2 separate regions of the Homo sapiens genome follow, and region 1 is linked to region 2. Evidence: chromatin loops called from intact Hi-C (ENCODE). Cell type or tissue: endothelial cell of umbilical vein. All regions are shown on one strand.

Region 1 (4,000 bases), 180 kb after region 2:
GAAATAGAGACGTGATAAAACACATGATAAGTGTTAATGGTAGAATCTAGGTAGTTGATATGCACGTGTTCACCAGAAAACTTTTTTGTTTCTTTATATTTAAAATTTCCCATAATAAATGACAAAAAAATAATAACTACTAATTTTATAGACAAACTAAGAAATATTTATAGAAATTTTTTCAGGGTTGCTTATTTAAAGAGTAAGGAAATCAATTTTAAAAATTAGATTAAAGCTGATTTTAATCTACACAACTGAAAATAATGGCCACTCATCCATTCCCAGACGTGGAACTCCCTAAATAGAACAAATGTTTAAATTTGAGAGAGGATACTACAATCATAATCATAAAACATACGAGGTATCTACCTTCTATTCTTTCTCAAGAGATTTTGGGGAGCTTATTGGGATCAAGTAATAAATAGTTTTGACTCTAGACCACAGCCTAGTGGGACCCAAATCTCACTCTGTAACTATATTACCTGTTCTTCAGTGCAGAGGTGGAAAGAAAATCCACAAGCAAAATTCCTCTACCAAGTTCCAAATCCATGAATGAAGATATTATAGTAGAAGGGTAAAGTAGGAGCCCTGAAGCTCCCTCTTCCTTTCATGTCAAATAATATAAAAACAACACTGCATCACTGTGTGAATTAGGGTTTAGTGGCAATTTTTATCTTGAAACCTGAAGGGCTGGCAGTTCTCCCCATAGCCCCAATTATCTAAAGTCATATGTGTAAAAGTTGTATTACAAGTTCGATCATGTGGAATTATTTTAATTATAGCTAGGAACTGTAACAAACGATATAGTCTTGATACGTGGTAGGCAATTATTAAAGTGACAAATGTTTTCTTTACTGCTTCCCACAAAAGAAGAATAACCAAAAGCATTATACTTTTACCTGACAGCGACAGCACTGCATTTTACACCAGGATTTCATCTCATCTGCAGATATGTATCACAATTTATTTAAGGGGAACATCCCCATTCTAAGGCAATGGTTACTCTGGTCTGTTACATCAACAAAATCATTAAAAGAGTAATGCTTCCATGTTTTACTGCTTTTTTTTTTTAAGATGGAGTCTCTCTCTGTCACTCAGGTTGGAGTACAGTGGTGCAATCTCAACTAACTGCAACCTCTGCCTCCTAGGTTCAAGAAATTCTCCTTTCTCAGGCTCCCAACTAGCCGGGATTACAGATGCCTGACACCATGCTCAGCTAATTTTTGTATTTTTTGTAGAGACAGGGTTTCACCATGTTGGCCAGGCTGGTCTCGAATTCCTGGCCTCAAGTGATCCACCCACCTCAGCTTCCCAAAGTGTCAGGATTACAGTCGTGAGCCACCACACCCAGCCAGTAATGCTTCTATTAAAAGACTCAGTAATGATTCATTGAGTTGGAAGATTCAGTGATTCCATTGAATTTGGTATACTTCATGCCATTAAGTAAACGGACATAAAAAAAGCTTACAGTATTACCTGCAATTATTGATCATAGTTATCTAGAAAATATAGAGATGCTTTTGCACACTATGGCTAGGGAGAAATATGGATGAAATTCAGTTGATGCTCTCATGTTACTAAACACAATAGTAAAAGTTAATAGAAAACCACAGCAATGCTATACAGAAAGGACTACTAGGGCCTCAGATTGCTCAGAAATGAAGGTTTAGTTCATCCCGTTGGCTAAAAAGCACCAGCCAGCTAATGTATAGAAAGTAAAGAAGAATTGAAAGAGAAAGTAAACTGGGTAGAGTAGCAAGAACATGCAAATACCAGGGAGCCACAGCCTCATGATCGCCTGCCTAAAAGTATGGCCTGCCTGAATCCTTATGTCTCAAGTATATATATTTTCCATTTATTTCCATTCCATTTACTTCCCCTAGCCAGGGTTTATTTCCCCTAAATTCCATTTATTTCCCTTAGCCAGGGTTCTTAATGTTGAACGTCACGATATAGTTTATACTTGTGGAATATCAAGAATGATTATGAAAAAAAAACAAAACAAAACAGAGGAGAAGTGAGCACCACCAAGATCCTAGATTTGGAGTAAGATGCAACACTTGAAACTTTAGATGTTTTCTATTCAGGAAGCAGTGAGTAAGATGACAGCATTGTCTTTGGAAAGGGAAATGATGCATGCGGTTTTGGGGCTGATAAAGGGAGTAAGTGGCGGAAGTTCACTTCTCAATACACAGGAAGACAATGAGACCAGTTGCTCCCTCTCCATACCCCTGACAGCTAGAAAGGAGCTTAACCCAATTGATGCTCCCAATGGAAAGACACTGAAACGGTGAGAATTATTCACAGAAGTGGTGATGTTGAAAGTTCAGCCATTTAGTAGTTTCACCTGTCCAGGGGTGACAGCACAAATGACAGCATTTTGAGACTTTTCTTGTGGTGTAAACTTGGCCATATTTCCTACAGCCTAACTTCCCTTAATTGCTATCTATCCTCTCAGGATTATTCTATAAGACTTCCCACGAGATTCTAAGCTGTCTGATATAATTACAATAAATTCATTTTCTTAAGTTATCCCAGCATCAGTGTCCATTGTTTAAAGCCAAAAACCATGACTCAGGAAGAAATTTATCTAATACATTTCATTTAAAAGAATTACTAAACAATGAAACTACAATATTCTCACAGGTTTTTATCCCTAAAGGGTAGAAATATGTAAAGAGGCAGGATATTAAATCTTCTACTTCACCTAAGGGGAGAAATGCCTCGTAAATACTCACACCAAATTTCTAAGTCAAAGAGATAAGAAATTGAATTGTTATTTTGGTGTACATTTACTTAATTATGAAAGAATTTAGGAATTTTCATATATTTATTTGCTCAATATATTTTCTCCAAACAGTGTGTATTCATACTTACTATGTATTTTTGGTATTAGATTGTCTTTTATTACCAGTCTCTCTTACACTCATGTACACAGATAACCGAATTCCAGCCTACAACATGTGAGCAGAAGTAATGTGGGTTACCTTCTACCCTATCCCTGAGAAACCACCCATGCATCATCCTTTATGCCCTTCCCTGTTCATGAGGCTCTTGTAGGTTACACTGTGAATTTCAAAGCAGCAAGAGTGAGCCTGGTTTGCTGAATGCTGCTTGCCAATTACAAACACTCATTTTGAACTCTGTGTGAACAAGAAATAAACTTCTCCTATCATTTTGCATTTTCCCAGTTGTTTATTGGGACTTACTCTAGCTAAAAAAAACTCTTCAGAATTAAATATAGAAGATTAAATCTAAAACATCATAAACAAATGGATAATAAATCCACCAAAGAGAATTATTTCTTTCAACAATATCTGGGTATAAGCAGGGTGCTAAATTTAGGTAGGTTTTATTCTGTTTTCTTCTATCTGGATATATATATATGTATATATATTTGCAGGAGTGTCTCAGTAACTGACAGGACATTTGTCTCAAGTGGTGTCTTTATGTCCATTCTGGGTTTTCCTTCAGGGAGACAAACCCTGCAGAGAATCACATCAGTCACTGACATAATGACTCAAGACAGTGAAGTCAACATTCATTGCCATATTCCCTCCTGGGAAATGTTTCTGAGTGCAGGTCACACATGTTGATCTAGCAGAAAATCCAATCTACTTCCTCTCTAAGGTAGAGTAAAAATCAAAAGAGGCAACTTTTTTGTTTTTTTTTTTTTTTTTTTTACAAAGCAGAGACACATCAGTGTGGGTAGAATAGCCTAGATGCTCTTCCTCCATAAGGAATGCAGATTCCCAGAACAGTAGATGATCTGGTCAAGGGAAGTGCTCTGTCCTTATTTAGGTTTATAACTAGGAGTGAAACAGAACCATTTTCCAAAGTCATATTGTGTTTCTGATGCTTCCTGGGACCTTATAAAGATACAAGATACACAAGGTCTTGCTTGTCTTCTGGAAACTGCTTGACCTAGGGGCCAATATGCATAACCTGTACTGCAGGAATCCAGGAGTAAAACTATCCACTGAAAGAGATTTAAATCCCT
Region 2 (4,000 bases):
ATTCACTTGGGCTATATGGTATGGCCTATTGCTCCTGGGCTACAAATCTGTACCGCATGTTACTGTGCTGAAAACTGTAGGCAATTGTAACATAATGGCAAGGGTTTGTGTTCCTAAATGCATTTACTATAAAAAAGGTCCAGTAAAAATATGGTAGCATAATCTTATGAGACCGCTGTCATATACGCAACTGATTGTTGAGCAAACATCATTATGTAGCACATGATTGTATATGTATAATTAACCCCATCTTACAAATGATAATACTGAGAGGTGTTTAGTAAACATGAGTGAAGGTCCATAGCAAGAGAGTGGGAGGGCCTCGGTGCAAAGGTGATCAGCCAGGCTTTAAAGCCTGCCATTTGACTCCAATGCTCTGTTTACATAATACAAACAATAGTAACAGCATGTGTGTTCCTAATGAGGTATGTTTCAAACAAATTTCTGAGTCTATGTGAAATTGCAAACTATGTAATGCAATTGCTATTCAATGATTATATGAAACGCATTTCTGTAACACAATAGAAAAAGCATTCTTAAAGTTTATTAAAAATTAAGTAAATAAAATTAATCAACCCAAGAGGAAATATTTATAAAATATATTCCACATTTTGAGGGCAAATGTAAAATCAAAAGACATATCGTGAAAACAAGTCATATAAAAAAATTACATATTGTGGTCAATTGGTAGTTAAAAATAAAATTCCTGGTTTTAAATGTTTCCATTATTACTTAAAAAGAAGCAATGCAAATCCATTGCAATTTAACTCAAAATTTAAAAATAATGGTAAAATCAAATTAAACTGGAAGAAGAAAAATTATTATGAGAAATAATATCTTGAAAATATAAAATTACAATTTACAGATCTAAGGGTGTTTCACTAGAAAAAGGACAAAAAATGGCATAATTGCAAGTTTATACAAGAAAAAAGACATAAATACACCAAATTAGAAATGAATAATTAGATAAGTTATTAGGAGGATATTGAAAGCATTTATGAGTCTGTAGTGGTCAATGTTTTGATAATATATTCACAAAATTTTGATGAGATGAATTATTTTCTAGGAAAATGTGAATTCTAAAAATTGAGTAAATTAGAAACATAAAAAAGATCAAAAACTGAGGAAGAAGTTAAAAACACTCTCAAGGAAAAGTACCCAAATTTCCAAGCTGTTTAAGTGAATTTAATCTTCTCCAAAGCAAATATTTTGTTATAAACTGCCCCATGTAAAAACAAATATAATGTTTCAAATTCATTTAAAGACATAAAATTAATTAATAATTTTGTTCCCAAATGGAAAAACTATAGAGTTCTTTCATCTGTTAAAAAAGTCATAAATAAAGTAATCACAACTTGCTTTCTGTAATATTTTAAATAAGTAATTCAGTATGCCTCAGCTGGCTTCATTCCAAAAACATAGGATTGAATACTAGAAAATCTACAAATATCTCCTCATTTGGTCAAAAAAGACAATTATTTAGTTGGTTACATGAGTAAAAAAGTAACAGTATTTATAAAACCAATTAAGAAAACCTTAGTCCAATAGCCAGCAATCACCGTTTAAAATGCAACAGAGATATTTCCTTAGAATCCAGAAACAGGAATAAGATGAATTCTCTCAGCATGAGTCATTTAGTGTTGTTTCTGCATTTCCAACCAAAACTACATGAAAATAATCAGAAATAAGAGGCATATCTGGTGACAAATAGGCAAAATTATCATCATTCGCAGGTTATATTATATTTAGCCCTAGAATTCTCCTTCCAAAAAACCTCCAGGAATCACATGATAAATGAGATTATAATTTTAAAATATGAAAAATTAATATCTCCCATACTTCGGGTAAATGGAATGGGAATTTTAACAAGAAAAATCCAATTATAGTAGCAATAATGTATGTAAAAACTAGAAATAATTTTTAAAAGGAATATATATGACATATATAACTGCAAAATTTACTGAGGGACACGAAAGGAAATGAATACATGGAGAGACTATCACACTCTTGAGTACTGAAAATATATTGATTATTTTTGTAAGCTAATAGGTTTAATGTCCGTTTCTTCAGAGTCTCAATAAGTCTTCTAAAATTGAACAAGTAATTCTAAATTTGAAAAACAGTAATTAACTCAAAATGGGTTCCAACACTTCTTATATGCGTATATTTCTTTAAATTCTGCTCTAAAATGTATTATATTAATTCAGACTTTCGAACTGATTCTTAAGCTACTTGTTTTGCTTGCTACTAAATTAATTTCCTAGTCTGAAACTTCTCATACTAGACTAAGCATCAATTAAAGAAAAAAATCTGGCAACAACACACTACTTATAGGAAAGGGTCAAAACAATGAACAATGTAATAGGCACGCCAAGAAACAAATGCGTAGCTCTACGGATGGGCAAATTATGTCATCTCTCTTAAATTCAGTTTCTTAGCCTGTAAATCGGGGATGATACCTACCCAACTGGATCTACGCGATGATTAAATTAGATAGCATCTATAAAATATATACCATAGAGTATACCTATAGTTCATACTTAATAAATTTTATTCTCTTCTCTTTTCCATTTCAATTTTTCTCTCCCCCGGTCCAATCAACCAGTCTCTTTCACTCACTTCCTTTATTGCAGGGAAGCTATAAGTCTCGTAGCTCAGTAGCAGTGATAATAATAGTTAGGCAATCCAAATTGGACCCAGCAGAAAACATGACGCTCAGTTGGCCTTTGATTCTGACTCACACCCTCTTACTAAGTGTCTGGGCTCAAGTATCTTATGTGTAAAATATAAGTTAGTTCTATAAAGTCAACAGAGTCTATACTAGATCATCTGTAAAGCTTCCTTTTAACTCTATGATTTATTATGGGCAGAAGATGTGGTAATGACCTGCTCCTGTCCTTTTCTCTGGGTTCTTGCTCACGCTGACTAGGTAATGGGCTTAGATTCTTGACCCAATGTAGACCACTGGAGTCTTTAAGAAAATTATTGAGTCTGACTTGTGTCCTGTGTAATCATCCTGTGAACTTCCTTTTACATTTTATGCTTTTTTTTCTTGACCTTCAGTCAGATCCTTGGCATGAGAATCTGCATTGGATTTGATAAGATGTAATCAAGTATCAAATAAATAAATAAAACCCAAGTGATTCTGTCCCAAGAAAAGCAGAAAAAATATCAAGCTGTGGGAGAGAACAGGACATGCATCTTAGCTTACCGTTTCCAATACTGGCATATACATAACATGAGTCTTTACATCTCCAAAATAAATATCAAAGCAACTGCTGAAAGCCAAGGTTAGGAAGGAAGGGCAACTGCACATATATTTGGATAAAGTGTTTGTTATTTAAAATGAAAGAGAGCTTCAGAATTAGCAAGAGCTGATGCTCTACAATTGTTTAAAGTAAGTCTGTGTTTTGCCTATGTTCAGTTGAAGCCATAATTGTGGAAATGGATAAAAAGTCAGGAAACCTGAGTTCCAATCACCGGTCTGTCACCAGTGCAGTCAGAGAGTTAGACCAAGAAGTGGGACAACTGGTCAGTTACTGAGGTCAGCAGTATACATGGGGCACTGAAATACTGCAGCTCTAGACTGTCTTGGAAAAGTAATGAAATGGAACAAAATGTGTTGACCAGAACTCCTTTCAGGGAGATTACTGGATGTGCTCAAAGGGAATATTTGATAGGCTTCTTGGGGTGGAAGATGAATATATTCAGTTCTCAAATAAATGTTGAATAAGCAGCTCATTTTTAACATGATCAAAATAGAATCTTTATTTCTATCATTACTATCTTTTCTCCCAGTCTTTCCTACCTGAATAACTAGTTCCAGTTTCTTTTTTTTTCTTTCTTTTTTTTTTTTTTTTTTTTTTTTTTGAGACGGAGTCTCGCTCTGTCACCCAGGCTGGAGTGCAGTGGCGCGATCTTGTCTCACTGCAGGCTCCGCCCCCCGGGTTCACGCCATTCTCCTGCCTCAGCCTCCGGACTAGCTGGGACTACAGGGGCC

The links. A loop is a pair of places that touch in the nucleus more often than their neighbours do. Peaks named below come from ENCODE experiments on the same cell type or tissue, not always from the same donor. Only the 100,000 strongest peaks of a DNase experiment are listed, where the experiment ranks them.
Region 1: it touches region 2 in a loop (12-fold over the local background); 1 of 110 quality-filtered maps calls a loop at or near these places.

What each region holds. Positions count from the first base shown.
Region 1 is chr7:34,275,355-34,279,354 of GRCh38, reverse strand. No RefSeq gene overlaps it. Among named protein-coding and RNA genes, the nearest start is that of BMPER, 370 kb to the right of the region's middle. In endothelial cell of umbilical vein, no CTCF peak of the experiment used is centred here; a DNase peak (open chromatin) is centred at 2,124; H3K27ac peaks cover 2,278 bases.
Region 2 is chr7:34,450,937-34,454,936 of GRCh38, reverse strand. The region is part of intron 2 of NPSR1-AS1 (NPSR1 antisense RNA 1); the gene reads left to right. Among named protein-coding and RNA genes, the nearest start is that of NPSR1, 210 kb to the left of the region's middle. In endothelial cell of umbilical vein, no CTCF peak of the experiment used is centred here; DNase peaks (open chromatin) are centred at 1,536, 2,376, 2,886 and 2,936; H3K27ac peaks cover 2,851 bases.